Regions from separate parts of the Homo sapiens genome. Here region 2 is linked to region 1. A link is a loop called in an ENCODE intact Hi-C map of the cell type or tissue named here. Cell type or tissue: dorsolateral prefrontal cortex. All regions are shown on one strand.

Evidence for each region. Peaks named below come from ENCODE experiments on the same cell type or tissue, not always from the same donor. Only the 100,000 strongest peaks of a DNase experiment are listed, where the experiment ranks them.
Region 2: it touches region 1 in a loop (2.3-fold over the local background); 76 of 110 quality-filtered maps call a loop at or near these places.

What each region holds. Positions count from the first base shown.
Region 1 is chr3:124,546,198-124,554,197 of GRCh38, reverse strand. The region is part of intron 33 of KALRN (kalirin RhoGEF kinase); the gene reads right to left. All of the region lies in intron 3 of LOC105374076 (a long non-coding RNA gene), which reads left to right. Among named protein-coding and RNA genes, the nearest start is that of MIR6083, 180 kb to the right of the region's middle. In dorsolateral prefrontal cortex, a CTCF peak has its summit at 3,572 (motif pointing right); no DNase peak of the experiment used is centred here.
Region 2 is chr3:124,488,643-124,496,642 of GRCh38, reverse strand. KALRN (kalirin RhoGEF kinase) reads right to left here. Exons shown (of 60, transcript NM_001388419.1): 30 at 5,759-5,949; 31 at 5,219-5,320; 32 at 3,761-3,903; 33 at 230-332. Among named protein-coding and RNA genes, the nearest start is that of MIR6083, 120 kb to the right of the region's middle. RefSeq lists an enhancer at 4,764-5,963. In dorsolateral prefrontal cortex, a CTCF peak has its summit at 3,652 (motif pointing left); a DNase peak (open chromatin) is centred at 3,682; H3K27ac peaks cover 1,485 bases.

The DNA of each region.
Region 1 (8,000 bases):
TTTTAGTGGAGATGGGGTTTCGCCATGTTACCCAGGCTGGTCTCGAACTCCTGGGCTGAAGTGATCCTCCCACCCTGGCCTCCCAAAGTGCTAGAGTTACAGGCGTAAGCCACGGTGCCTGGCCTGTGCCTGTTCTTTATCTCTGTACTCCCTGCCTAGGCTTCAGAGAACATCTAACTAGACACTGACTCAAGTTTGGGTGAGAAGGGCAGAGCCATACTCTCCTCGGGGAAAGAAGAGGCAGTAGTAGCAACTGGTATTTATTCTCCCTTCTATCTTCATCTCATTGCCCCTGGGGAACCCACACAAGTTGTCAATAGAGATGCGGCTGGGAGGATTAACCCACTGGCAACTTTGCCTCTGCAACACTGACCCTCAGGCTGGAGGTAACTGTCCAACTGTCCTGTCTACAGGGAGGCATCTCCTGGCTCCTTTGTGCTTAACTGAGGCTGTCTATACTGCTGTTTTGATTGTGCTTGCACAGGAAGGCATTTCCTGCAACACACCCTATAGCTTTGGAAGGAGGAAAGAGCTCATAGACATGATTCTGAAAATCCCAAGGCTACCTATAGAAGAGGGAGGAGAGGTGGCTGGGTGAAACCTGATCAAAAAGAGCAATTCATGGTTAGAGAGAGAGAAGAAGTTACGGGCTTCTCTGAAAGCCCCAGGCATTCCTGCAAATTGTCTACTGTATGGACTGTGCAACACTGGAAAACTGAGCTTCAGAGGAAACCAGGCCAAAGACCAGAGACGATTTTCACAGAAGTGCAAAATGTCATCAAACCTCAGTTATTCAGATGTGGGTAACCATTTCCCTTTCTGTGGATTACTGGGTCTGGAGCTAGACTGCTTAGGTTTGAATCTGTCTCAATCGCTACTATCTGTATCATCTGGAGCAAGTTAATTAGTCTCTCTTTGGCTCATTTTCCTTATCTGTAAAGTAGGAATCATATTAATTCCTGCCATATAGAGTTATTGGAAGGATTACATTAACACAGGTAAACCCTGATATGCATTACATGCTTAATAGATGTTATATATTGTTTATCCAGTAATCATAACTTGGCATGCACTTGAGATGTGTTTTCTTGCACTGATATCTTGTGTCGAGGGAGTAGAAATCCATTTCCAGGGCTGGGCGCGGTGGCTCACGCCTGTAATCCTAGCACATCAGGAGGCCGAGGTAGGCAGATCACCTGAGGTCAGGAGTTCGAGACCAGCCTGGTCAACATGGTGAAACCCTGTCTCTACCAAAAATACAAAAATTAGCCGGGCATGGTGGCGGGCGCCTGCAATCCCAGCTACTTGGGAGGCTGAGGTGGGAGAATCACTTGAACCTGGGAGGCGGAGGTTGCAGTGAGCAGAGATTGCACCACTGCACTCCAGCCTGGGCGACAAGAGTGAAACTCCATCTCAAAAAACAAACAAACAAAAATAAATCAATTTCCAAAGCACCCTTAATGACATATCTTGAGATAATCTGGCAGACTAGAAAGAAAAAAATAGTAAACTATTCCCAAACCCACGGTTCAAAGATTTAGTACCCTAAATTTAGGCTATAATTTCCCTTTGTAGGGCCACGGATGTGACTTTCTGCTCTTCCTATACTGGGCATCCTAGAGAAACAACAGATTGGAATCAGACTGGGAAGAGAATTCTTGGAACTGGTTGCCAAATCAGGGTAGATAATACATGTTTATTTACACTGTGGTTGTAGGGTGGAGGTCAAGGTATCCAGTCACACATAGAAACCTGGCAAACTAATTCCTGGAAAGAGGCCAAGCTCTCCTCTGGTTGACCAGGAAACTCTGGTTGGTCTAATTATTGTTAGGTAATCTGGGGACGGGCAGCCTGTCTGCCAGGACTGGAGATGGGAAGAGGGCACATGCGGAGCACCTGAGAGGGGAACAACCTGCCTCTGTAAGGGGTCTGGCTGGGAGCGGGGTGACTTACAGATTCGTGTTCAGAAGAAACAGCGCATTCTAAATGCTTTGATTCAGAAAGCAAATACTCCTGGTCACTGTCTCTCAGGCCAGAAGAAATGTCAGCAGACATCTTGTTAATTTTTCATCCTCAGGCAGACTAAGATAATAATTAACATCTGTATGGCCCTTTATAGTTTATAAACTATTTCATAGACATCATCTGACCCTCATAGATCTCATAAGGTTGGCATTATCATCCAATTTTATAGATGAGGAAATTGAGGCTCAGAGAGGTAAAATGACTAGCTAAAGATTGCATCCTAATAGCTAACTGCAAAGGCAGGACTCCAAGCCTAATGAGTCCAGCCTCCTCATCCATGCACTTATTCTTCTTCACCAGCCAGCTGCTGTGCTGGGCATGGGGCATACAGCAGTCAGGGAGACAGCTGTGATGTCCCTACCTGCACCATGCTTACAGTCTCTAAGGAGACACACATCACGTGTATGCATGCTGAATGTGACAACAGGAGAAATGAGGGATGCTGGCCCAGGGTTGGGGAATGGGGTCCCTCAGAAAGTGATTGGCTCTTACCAGTGCTGCCTCAGTCCATTGCTCCACTTGCTACTGCTGTGGTTGTGTCTTCTCAGAGCTGTTTATCTTGTTAGTTTGTGAGCCCTCCCTTGGCTGCAACAGTCAATAACATCTTCACGCCCGCTTAGCTAGGAGCCAGCAGGACCCTCGAGCATCTGCCTCTTTCTAGGTCAGTTGCTGAGCACCACCAACATGAGCCCATCTCCAGCTGTGCTGGCACCACCCCAGATCCAGCACATGTGCCCAGCAATGAGTAGAATTGGTATCAGCAACGGAAAGGGTTCCCAGCATCTTAAAGCATCTTCATGTCAAGTTTTTGCCCTCAGCAAATTACTGTTAGGGTTTCCCCTTATCCCTGACCTTACCTTCTTCAGTGTAAAGACAGGCCTTTATCTATGACCCCATACTTTCCATTTGCTCAGGTTAACCCACTTACTGGGTGAGTCCTAATGTGATTTTCTGCTCCCATCTGCTATTGTTGGTTGGTTTTGCTTTGGGACTGACTGCTTCCCCATGCCTCACCTCTGGTTCATGACATCATGCCTCCTTTGTCTCCTCCTCTCACCATCCTCTCTGGATACCAACCATCATGACATGCCCTCTAGGGAACACTTTGTACTGTTCCCTTGAACATGTGCATGGTTTATGATCCAGCTCCATCTTAACTTTTTATTTATTTATTTATTTATTTTGAGACGGAGTCTTGCTCTGTCACCCAGGCTGGAATGCAGTGGTGCGATCTCGGCTCACTGCAAGCTCCATCTCCCGGGTTCATGCCATTCTCCTGCCGCAGCCTCCCGAGTAGCTGGGACTACAGGCGCCCACCACCACGCCCGGCTAATTTTTTGTATTTTTAGTACAGACGGGGTTTCACCGTGTTAGCCAGGGTGGTCTCGATCTCCTGACCTCATGATCTGCCCACCTCGGCCTCCCAAAGTGCTGGGATTACAGGCGTGAGCCACTGCGCCTGGTCTTAACTTCTTAATTTTCAATTCAGACTGGCTCTCCAGGGACAAAAAGAGTAAAGGCAGAGGTCTAGTGGCACTAAGTAGCCACTAGAGGGAAGCAAAAGCTAGGCTTTTCTAAAGGAAACACGTGCTTGGGTTCCTTGATCAGAAGACTGGTCCCAAAGAGACTCATACTACACTGGCTAGGGCAACCACCAGCCCTCAGAGGAAATATAAGACAAAAAAAATTGCATACAGTAGGTGGCACATATTGGGGGCCCAATACATGTTTCCTGGATGAAATTCCTAATTTTAGAAATGAGAAAGCAGAGACTAGGGCAAGTAATGGGATCTGATCACAAAACTAGGTAGCATCGGGGCCCAGTCTTGCAGATTCTCTTTCCCTTACCCTGTACCAGGCCTCTTCCTCTTCCTCCCTTCCGGCTCCCTCCACTATAGCTCAGCCCAGATGAACTACCTGTCCATCCCAATCTCAAAATATTTTTGGAGAAACTGTAGTCATTTGAGAGAGACTCTTTTCTCTACCCCTTATGTCTGATCTATCACTTAGTCCTGCAAAGCTATTAAGTCTTTCCTTTGTCTCTTGGAAGCCCCTATGCTCATCCAGGTGTTCATCACCTGCCTCTCCATTTCTGCAGGTGTCTCCTCATTAACTGGTCTCTCCCACTGTCCATTCTTCTCATAACACTCTCTTATTTCAGAATTTACATGGGCTCTGCCATCCTTGTCCTGGCATTCAAAGCCCTTCATAACACTTCCCCACCCACTTCTTCAACCCCAGCTTCCACTACTTGTCTGTGTATTTTATCTGCTTGATCTCTTGAGGGTGCCCCAAATGTGTCCTGGCCATTTCTGCCTCTGGATTTCCATGGATGGGCAATGTTCCATCTCAATTGTTTCCCTTTTCCTCTCCAGACCCTGTCTTTCCTGCTTTTGGAGGTCAAGTACAACTCTCAATTCCCCACCTCTCTCACATTCTTTCACAGTGATTTCTACAGTGATGTCCCCTTCCTGGGACTAATTTTGTTCATCTTACACATTTTAACACTGAAGCGGTGAGAAGGACATATTTTGGATGGCTTGTGTGTATATATGTATATATTATAAAACTTTTGTGTATATATGTATATACTATAAAACTAAAATAAAACAGTATTCCCTATTTGGCTTACTGAATAGTCATTTTTAGAGTGGCTTCTTAGTTTTATCACTTTTCTCCTATTTTATGGCATTGTTTCAACAATAAGGCATCCCAGAGCTCTGTGTTTGGCATTAGTCAGAAGGACCCGTGTATGTGTGTGTGAGATTTTGTGTGTGTGTGTGTGTGATTGTGTGTGTGTGAGATTATGTGTGTGTGTGATTATGTGTGTGTGTGTGTGTGTGTGTGTGTGTTGGCTTCTTGGGGTTTTCTTTCCTTAAAAAAAAGTCAGTATTTCTAGTCCATAATCTGTGTTTCAGTTGGCAGTGGCAAGATAGAGGAGGCTGAGGGAATTGGTAAGTCTAGGAGCTTATAGACTACATCATGGTGATTTATAATCTGGGTTTTGAACTCAGCAGCCCTGAGTTTGAATTCAAGTTCCACCACTGACTAGCTGTTAGCTGTGTTACTGTAGAAATGTTAAAGATATAAGTTCTCTTTCTAAGCTTCAGTTCCTCGTCAATAATATTAGAACACTCAGTTCAGTTCCTCATTCAAAAAGATTAAGATAAGTACCAACTTAATAGGGCTGCTGTTTCAATTAAAGATTATCATGCATGGGACCAGGCACGGTGGTTCATGCCTATAATCCCAGCACTTTGGGAGGCTGAGGCAGGCAGATCACCTGAGGTGAGGAGTATGAGACCAGCCTAGCCAAGATGATGAAACCTCATCTCTGCTAAAAATACAAAAATTAGCCGGGCGTGGTGGCACATGCCTGTAATCCCAGCTACTTGGGAGGTTGAGGCAGGAGAATCATTTGAACCCAGGAGGTGGAGGTTGCAGTGAGCTGAGATTGCACCATTGCTCTCCAGCCTGGGCAACAAGAGTGAAACTCCATCTCAAACAAAATAAAACAAAAAGATTATAATGCATGTGAACACTTGATACCTACTTAATGGCTGTTGTTATTATTTGGTGTGATTGAGCCACTGAGGTCACATGGAATACTCCCTTCTAGACCTTCTGTCCCATTTTCCTGCTGAATGGCTCAGTGGTGCTGAGCAGAGAGGGTTCAGAAGAATTGGACAGTTTTGCCTTCCATTTGATAGCTGTAAGAGATGGGGGCTAGATAGTATGGGAGATAATTAAAATGTAGGTCCCATTAGAATATTTGGGCTAGATTTAAGATTTAATAGCTATGGCAAAATACAAAGTCAAGATGGCAGACCCTCCAAAAACTGGGAAGAGAGGGCAATTTTATCCTCCTTTAAATATAAGTCAACCATACCAATATGGATTGAGAGCAGCCAGATAGTTTCAGAGAAAGCAGAGAAAGTTCTACTTATCTTATAAATTTTTACAGTTCTTTCTTTCCTGTACCCCTTCCCCTGTAGTTATGAGTTTGGTAGCTAGAGAGAGCCAGCTTGACTTGAAATATGTCCTGGACAAAATATTATAAAAAAGAAAGTGAACAAGGACTTGGTGATGAAAACTTAGGCCCTTGGGAATACCAACCACACTCGCTGAGAGTTCCTTGTGGCAGTGCTTAGATGGAGAGCAAATTTCTTTTTATCTTTAGGAAAAATCAGAACCTGGAGGAACACTTGGGCAAGTTATAGAAAACCTGGAAATTGCCCCTGTGAGAAGGCTCCTATGCCCCCATTTTAGCAAACAGGGAGAAGAATGAGCTCTTAGCTATGGAGATGGTCGGTAGTATCAACCTCACAACATGTTTGGTACATGTAAGAGAAAAAAAAGAGAGTCCCCTGCTTGAGCCAAAAGGTTTGGTATACATAGGGGTAAGGGGGTAGCTGGGGGGTGGGGAGGGGCACAACCATAACCAGCATCATGACAGGGGAGCCACATTGTAACCATCAGATATCCTTTCTCCCTTCCTGCTCTCCTGGGACTTTAGCTACAGGCAATATATTGGATTCCAATCTAGAGACAGTCACTCTGGGTACAGGTTGGGCATGGTGGCTCATGCCCTATAACCCTAGCACTTTGGGAGGCCCAGGCAGGAGGATTGCTTCAGGCCAAGAGTTCAAGACCAGCCCAGGCAACACAGCCCTGCCTCTACAAAAATAAAAAAATTAGTTGGCATGGTGGTATGAGCCTGTAGAACCAGCTACTCAGGAGGCTGAGGTGGGGGGATTGCTTGAGCCCTGGAGTTGGAGGCTGCAGTGAGCTACGATTGTGCCACTGCACTCCAGCCTAGATGACCAAGCGAGACCTTGTCTGTAAAAAATACTAAATAAATAAAAATTATTTTGGCCTGGCACAGTGGATTATACCTACAATCCCAGCACTTTGAGAAGCCCAGGCAGGAGGATAGCTTGAGGCCAGAAGTTCGAGGCCAGCCTGGGCAACACAGTGAGATCCTTGCCTCTATAAAAATAAATAAATAAAATTTAAAATAAATTAAAATAAATTAAAATGGAATTTAAAAAAGAGGTGCTCCTCTCCCGGTGCTTTGACCACCCCTTCTGGAGGGTTTTGGTCGACTTCAAACCAATTTGGTTTCTAAAAGGAAGAGACTGCATAGAAAGTTCTCCTTTAAGGCTGACTTCAAGTTCTTTGTTCATTCATTCGCTCATTCATTCATTCAACAAATCCGTGTGAGTATTCTGCCTCTGGATTCACAGCCAGGACAGAATGTAGTTCCCAAATACCTGCCCCAAGCCCACAGACATGTATCCCCAGCATATATGGGCCAGGATGTCTCTGTATTCTCGAAGTTCTCTCACAGCTAAGACCTTCCTAAACTGCATTTTTACCAGCCTCCTCCACCTGCTTCTCATCTCCCTGAAAAGGCTTCACTAGACTCTGAGACCTACAAGAGATCCTTCCGAGACACTCCCTCTCTCCTTTCAGCTGCATCTAAGATGGATCCACACTGGGCGCTTTTGGGTCTAAGACCATCCCCTATATTGTGAGGGTACAAGGTTTCCATGGTGAAGGAGGCATTCTGATTTTGTACTTCTCTTTCCCTAACCCCCAACCCAGCTTCCACAACAACCCTCTTCTATATTGGAGTCCATATGAAGTCACTGTTAAAATCACCACTGTCTGCCTTTCTTTCTTTCTCTCTCTCTCACTCTTTTTATTGACATAAGGTCTCACTCTATCACCCAGGCTGGAGTGCAGTGGCATGACCACGGTTTATTGCAGTCTTGACCTGCCAGGTTCAAGTGATCCCCCCAGCTCAGCCTCCCAAGTAGCTGGGACTACAAGGTACATGCCACTATACCTGGCTAATTTTTTTTTTTTTTTTTTTTTTTGAGAGATGGGGGTCTCACTATGTTGCCAGAGCTGGTCTTGAACTCCTGGGCTCAAATGATCTGCCCACCTCCCAAATTACCAGGATTACAGGT
Region 2 (8,000 bases), 58 kb after region 1:
AGTGTGAGAGGTCAGCCTGAACCACCGCAGTCTTCCATCCCCTCAGACCAGATCTCGTGCTGGGACATGCCTCCTCCAGCCCTGTTCTTTCCTCCTTGGCTGGCACAAAGAGACAACTGGCTCCTGAAGGTAGGATCCATAGTGAGAGAAATTCTCTAGGGGTACCTCTCCAGGGGTGGTTGAGCCATCAAGAAGTCTCAGGGGAAGGAAGGTTAGGACTCTGTCCTACCTTGTCACTGTCCACTGTGTTCTGAGAGGTCCTAGAAGCAATGGAGATGGTGTCTGGTTGGCTGCTCCCATCCCCCTGGCTGTCAATATCCTCCACTCCATCCCTGCAGGAAGAAGAGAAAAAAAACAGGGGTGGGGGTGGGGGGAACCACTGTGGGTTTAGAGCACACAAGGATTTCCGGTTGGGTGGGCAGAGCAGCGCCTCAGCACTTTCTAGCAGGGATTTGTCTAAAATTATCCTGCTAAAGAGAGTGGCCCTATGTGATTTTCAGTGATGTCACTTCTTGCACTTAGTAAACACATAATCACTATGTTGATAACTAAATGCAAAATGACCCCCTTCCCCAAAACTCCTCCAGCCCATGCTGCAGAGGGGGTGTATGTATGTATATATGTGTGTGTATATATATATATATATATATATATATATATATATATATATATATATACATACATACACATACACACACTTGGGAACGGGTCTGTAAGAGGCAGTAGGAAGATATATATCCTACTTAGAGCCTAGGCTTCTATCCAGGTGATTAGGTCATTTTAATAATCCCAAATTCAGGGTATTCAAGTTTTTGTACATGCTGTAATTAAGATGAGGGTTCATTTACAGCTGGCCTATAAAGAAAACAGAAGTGACAAGATTTCTTCTTCTTTTTTTTTTTTTTTTTTTTTTAAGATGGAGTCTTATTCTGTCACCCAGGCTGGAATGCACTGGCATGATCTTGGCTCACTGCAACCTTCACCTCAAGTGATCCTCCTGCCTCAGCCTCCCAAGTAGCTGGGTTTCCACGTGCCTGCCATCATGCCCAGCTAATTTTTGTATTTTTTTGTGGAGACGTGGTTTCACCATGTTGGCCAGGATGGTCTCAAAACTCCTGACCTCAGGTGATCTGCCCGCCTTGGCATCCCAAAGTACTGAGATTACAGGTGTGAGCCACTGCACCCGGCCAAGATTTCTTTTAAACTTGAGTTTCTTCTGTTCAAGAAAACAGGTTGTGTGGAATATTGTCTCCAGGGGATATTAACTTTGGGAAATTCCTGATATTAGACCTTCAACTCCTGGGTGTGGAGAAGGAATTTATTGCCTTCATCTGGCTGGGTTTTGAGGATCTCATGCATGTTTATAATGATTTCTTATCGATACAGAAGGCCAAGGCATTTTCTCAAAGATTGGTGAACAGTCACAGGTTCCACAGCAGCTTTGGAGCCAGCTGTGCTTCTGTGTGTCAGCTAAGGCCATCTCCTGAGTGCACTCCTGGCATTTAGACCCCTTCCTGGGCCCCGGACCACACAGCTGTCCCCATGTTCTTTCAGCTCTCCAGCTGTAGAACTGTGCCCCCATCCTGTACCAAGCCCACAGCCATGGCCAAAAGGGATTGCATGTCTGGAAACTGATGAAGGCTGCAAGGTCTGTGCCAGGAAAAGCTGGGGGAGATGTGGAGTTGGAGTTGGGTGAATTAGCACAGGAAATGACAGCTTTTCCCCAGGGGGCTTTTATAAAAGATACCCTGATGCTGCTTGTGGAGAAGTAATGGCATCAGGGGACAGGGAAACTGAAAGCCTGAGAATCCTACCACATGAACAAAGTGCCACAAATAACGAATTCACCTCAAAGGGTCTAAATGATTGCACTCTGGTGTATGTGTGAATGTATGTGGATGTGTGTGTGTATGCAAGTACCCATGCATGTGCACATGTATACACACAATGTCTATTCATCATAAAAAGTATTTTCTCCCATCCAGAACATTTCTAAGTCAACTGCTCTCTCACCATCATTTGTGGGCTTGGGAAATGCCAATTTATTTTAATAACATAAGCCACACATTCATAGGAAGGAAAATCTGCTGTAAAAAGACTTTATGTGACGCATTTCAAAACCAAAAATAAAGGACTTTTAGATCATCTGTTGTTTTGGATTATCTGGGCCAGCGCTCCCCACCATGTGTAGACAGTTGAGAGCTGGCTGTACTTTCTGCTTCCCGCTATTCTGGCCCATGGTGGGCCCTTCTGGTCCACTCCAGGTGAAGCCACTTCTGGGGGGATGTGGGGAGGCCACCTAGGACTGTGGGTAGTATTCCCCAACCAATGAACTCCTCTATAAACTGTCCCCATATCCAGGAATCCAAGATAACGGAATTAAAGACTGCTTGGTTATTCTCTGCAGAGTATGCCAAGGTTTCTCACCCACCCATTGTAGGACAAGAGAAAAGGTGGGAGCAGAGAAAAGGTGGGGGCATTTCCAAGATATGCCTTTCCCATGTTCTGGAAATGCTCAAACTCTCCTACTATAGGAAAAAGGGGCTATGTCAGGGTAAATAAGCCTAGTCAGCCTCACCTGAGTATCCTCTTTCACTATGATCCTAGACCATCATTTCTTTGTAATTGTTTCCTTTCTAATTTATTTATTAAAGTAGGGATTCCCTGAGGCATGGCCTGTCTCCACTGCTAGACTTTAGTCCACCCCCTCCTTACCTGGACTCTGGACATAGATAACTGGCATCAAAATGACCCCTTCACCAGAGCAGTTATAATTTGTCCATGCAGCACTGAGGAGGTGAACTTATCCTGGTCATGCAGGTCTTGGGGCTTCCGCCCCATGGAGGTTTCTCCACCATAGTCACACCCTTCTTTTGGCTACCACCTCACTCAGGACCAATGCTGCTGCGGCTTCATAGGCCCTGAAATGGCTCCCTACCCTGCTTGTCCTGGTTGGTGCCTAAGGGTCAACTAAATCCTCCAGATTTATTCCATTCAGGTACAGGGGAGGAGGGAAGAACCTGTTATCACCAATGGCCATCTCTGCTAGAACCCCATTTTTTTTTCTTCAAAATGTACGTGAAGTTTTTGTATGCTTTCTTTGGAACTGTCCCCCAAAAGAGTCATTGTAAGTGTAGGTGTCACATGGAGACTTGGGAAAGAAATACTTAAGAAGTCATCCATGGGTTTAGAGGAAACTGGGATTCAGAAGCATCCAGAAAGATATAAGTCCTCTTCTGCCCAATGACGTTGCTTATCATAGGTGAATGAAGGTGAGGTCTCTGTGGGGGTTGCAGTAAGACCTGCAATGAAACCACCACTCCACACATTACAGTACACAAAGCCCTTTGACTATCCAACCAGTCCAGAGAGTTCCTCCACTCTAGGACTCATCTAAAGTCCCCTTTCTTTGAATTCTTATAGAATTTATGATCCCTATACGTGGTTCTTCTGGTCTATTTCATGTGTCAGACATGACTATTAGATGGCTCTTAAGGGAATCGACTCATCTTACACTTCCTTTTATCTTGTAGAACCTAGCAGAGTGTTTATCATATAAGAGGTGCTCAATGAAGCCCTGCTGAATTTGACACTAGTGAGATGCTTAAAGATCAGATGACTCATCCTAGGTAGAACTCACAGGCCTTCCTGGAGAGTGCCACCTGCTGGGCACATCCCCCTTCAGAAGCAAAGATTCATCCCATTCCCGCACCCGGAAGCCTGTGAGGCAGGCAGTGCTGGAGGGAGAGGTGCTGGTTACCTCTTACTATTGTTCCTCTGTTTGGCTGGTGTTTTGGGGAGCTGAAGTGGCTCCTTTAAAGCTCCTTTCAGGTGAATGATCCTTTCTTGAATCACTTCTCGAATGTTCTTGATCCACTCCTGCTTGGTTTCAATGTTGGAGGCCTAGAGTGCCACAGGGAGAAAGACTGAGAACCCCAACTCCCATCACCTTACCAAAAACAGTTCTCAACCCTCCTGCAGTCTTCATCTGTTATTTTCAAGGATTCCAAATGTCTGGGGAGTTTATTTCTCATTTCATACTTATGACTCTTCAATACCAGAAACAGGCTTCTCCAACTCCCAGAACAGTGCTCCGACCTCAAGATTCAATGCAGAATTACTTGTACGGGAGTAACTGTCAAAGTATTTCATAACTCATAAGGCACTGACCAATCCTGATATCTGCCCTGGAGGTGGAACAGTATCTGGAAGTTCCCCCTGGGACAGGGATTAACACCTGGGTTGCTAGATCCTGGGGAGGTCTGGTGGGCACTGGGAGGGGCAGCATCTACTTCCCAATCAGTATGGATATATGTCAGGATGTTCACCTAGCATGGCTCCACAGACTTGTACTGACTAGAAATCAGTCCTGGGTTTGTGGCAAGCTCTGTTAACTAAAGGCACTGCTATCATTTTATGATGATCCCATTTGTCTTGGTAGAATTTTTTTTCTGGTAATTCTGCCTCACAACAGGTAGCAGCTATGCTGGCAGTTCAGAGTGAATACATGTGAAGCTTTTGTCGGGGTTGGACCATTTTTTCCTTGGTGATGGGCACTTTCCTGACAAGCAAATGACTGCTGGGAACTTCATCATCTGCATTATCGCTGCTCAGACAGGCTAACATCACTGCTGTGCCCCAGAGAGCTGCAATGACTCCTCAAGGCCGTCTTCTGGTGAAAGGCTCCCTCTTGACATTTCTCTCCATCAGCATGGTCCCCATGCTAATGTGATTTAGTAGGGGTTCAAGAATGTAGGTTCCCAGGGAATAAGGTCCATATCTTATACATAGTTATCCCCCACCACACTAGGCACTATACCTTTTACACGGAAGTTATTTAGGAAAAAATGTCAAATGAATGTGGAGCAAATCAAGGTGTCTTTTGTCAAAGCGTCAATTGTTCTTGCCACTTGAAGGAAGAGATACGGACAGAGCACAGTTTAAGCGGGCCTTGCTGAGCTGGTCCCACAAGCCACTCCCTGCTTTCTTCCCTCTTGGTCACACATGTGCATGCACTTGAGGAGACCATGCGTCTTTGAGATTCTGGGTCTACTTTCATGATAGAATTTGCTTCTCAATGCCCACGTGATGCTGCCATTCCCAAAAGAGGCCCATGGCTCAGTAGAGTCTCTGGGCCTTAGCTTTGAGGTGTCACTTGCCCACCCCCACTTCTATTATCCCCAACCCTAGTTTGTGCCTAGCAGAGAGCAGTACTTACTTTCAGCACTGTTTTATTGTCTGAGGATGGGGTGCGCCCAGACCACAAGGCGAATTTGCAGGGATCGCCCTCCACGTGCTCGGTCACACCCAGCTCTGAGGTCTGTAGACAGGAAATGCCTATGAGAGGCGGGGAAGGGGAGGGCAGTGGGGAAACTTAGGGCTGGGGTGGGAAGGGAAAGGCAACAAAGAGGAGAGGACCGAGGGAGGGGCTTCTGTCAATCAAACTTTAACAGATTGGATATTCTGTTCATCTACCCAGGATGAAAGGACCTACAGGCACGTGCCTGATTAGCAGGTACCAGGGAGGGAAGGTGAAGAGGGAGGTGCTAAAAGCAAACAGAAAGAAGAACTGTGAACTCTACAATGCAGACGTGGGAGGTGAGTGGGGTGCTTTCCAAATAGGAGACATTTTCATTTGTCCAGGATGGTTTTGGTGTGGAGGCCGGGGAGGAGATGAGATGAGTGTGTCCAGATCCCTTCCTGCCCATGGGTTCTATGAAAGCAGGGAGTCTTGTCTTACCCCACCTGCCCCACCTACCAGTAGCTTGTTCTTGTAAACATATTTCGTGTGTCCTGAAGAATCTTTGATCTCCTTGCTAAAAACCAAGGAGATCTCAAAGAGGAACAAGTGCCGCTCCCGCCCCTTCCGGATCAGCGACTTCGGGTCCCACACTTGAAAGGCATCCTGGAGAATCAACTCCCCCTGCACATCCAGGTTCTCGTCGAACCCTGAAAAACATCCATTTCCACCCTGTGGAGTTTCTCTACTGCCACAGTCAGGGGGCCATGTTCCACCCCCCTCTTGGAGAAAGGCCTCTCTTATTGTTAGTCTTCAGTTACTGAAGGGTTTTTTTCTCTCTGCTAACTCCAGAGACTGCTGAACACTTCCATAGACATCTCTGAGAATTGCAATTAGATCTCTCCTGCCCCCTTCCTGCACCATGTCTTTTATATACATAACCAATATTAGTGGAATCTCCTGCAAAGGTCCTATGCAACCTCACACCTTCACACACCCACAGTTGGCCTCCTGCAAGGGCAAATCCCATAGCTCCTTTGTCCTCCACAACTTTCTACTGTTCCTGACTTGTAGCTATGAGTGGGGTTGAGGACAAACACTGCCTGACTGAGTGTCTTCAGCTCCTCTTTATGTGTCATTCATTACCTTAATTCTTCTTATTATTATTTTTTATTTTTTTTGCAGTGGCATGATCGTGGGTCACTGCAGCCTTGAACTCCCAGGTTCAAGTGATCCTCCCAGCTTAGCTTCCCAAGTAGCTGGGTCATAGGTACATGCCACCATGCCCAGGTAATTTTTGTATTTTCTGTAGAGACAAGGTCTCCCTATGTTGCCCAGGCTGGTCTTGAGCTCAAGTGATCCTCCCACCTTGGCCTCCCAAAGTGTAGGATTATAGGCATGAGCCACTGTGCCTGACCTACCTTAATTCTTATATTCCATTTCTAGAATTCCTCCCTTTGATTACTTTGCACAAGCCTTCAACAGTTTATATTTATACCACTTGAAGTTTTTAAGAGATGCTCTCAAACTTTACTGTGCATAAGGATCACCTGGAGAGCTTGTGAAAACACAGATTACTGCCCACCCTCCAACCTCCCCAGATATTCTGATTTAGTAGGTGTGGGGTGAGTCCATGAATGTGCACTTCTGACAAGCTCCCAGGTGCTGTTGCTGCTGCTGGTAAACAGACCATGCATGGAGTAGCTGGATCCAGAGCATAGGTCAGGGACAGACTGGAGGAGCTGGGTACTTGCAGGTACTTCCAGGGTGGGGTGGAGGGGAAGGTACAAACAGAGAGGAAAGGAGTGGAGAAAAATGTCAACAGGAATACATTGAGATGGTTCCTGCTCAGCCTAGGGAAAATAGCCAGGGCTCCTTTGCTCTAAGAATTGAGGCTTCTGGTGCTAAGGATGGTCTGGGAAGTATGGAGACCGTATCAAGTCTCCCAAGGTGGTGTTGGTGGTATTGGCGGAGTAGGATGGAGTCCAGAAGAGAAAAAACAGCCCACGTGTTTACATATTTGCAACAGACTATACACATTTCCTTTAGCACCCATTAAAAATGTTAAGTCTTTTTGTTTGTTTGTTTTTGTTTTTTGAGATGGAGTCTTGCTCTATCGCCCAGGCTGGAGTGCAGTGGTGCGATCTCAGCTCACGGCAACCTCTGCCTCCTGGGTTCAAGCGATTCTCACACCTCAGCCTCCCGAGTAGCTGGGATTACAGGCATGCACCACCACCCCTGGCTAATTTTTGTATTTTTAGTAGAGACGGGGTTTCGCCATGTTGGCCAGGCTGGTCTGGAACTCCTGACCTCAGGTGATCCACCCACCTTGGCCTCCCAAAAAAATGTTAAATCTTAACTCATCTAACAAATTCCACCCCAGTATGGCTGCTCTGCCCACTCATTCTGCAGTGTTAAGACCACTTTATTGGAATCTTACTCTACAGGTTTCTGGTCCCAAGAAGATAGCTTCATCTGACTGAAGTCTTATCAGAGTTGTTTGGCTGGACTTACTAACCTTCTAGAGGACAAAATGCTGGTTGCACAAGAATGTGAATGTATTTAATGCCACCGAACTGTACATTCAAAAATGGTTAAAATGGTAAATTTATGTTATACATATTATGTATATTTTACCATAATAACAAAAAAAGAGCATAAGGCTGAAGATGGTATGTTTTGTGTGTATGTGTGTCTGTGTGTGTTTATGTGATCAGGCTTTCTATTCATTGTGATGACCAAGGCAATGTAATGCAGATGC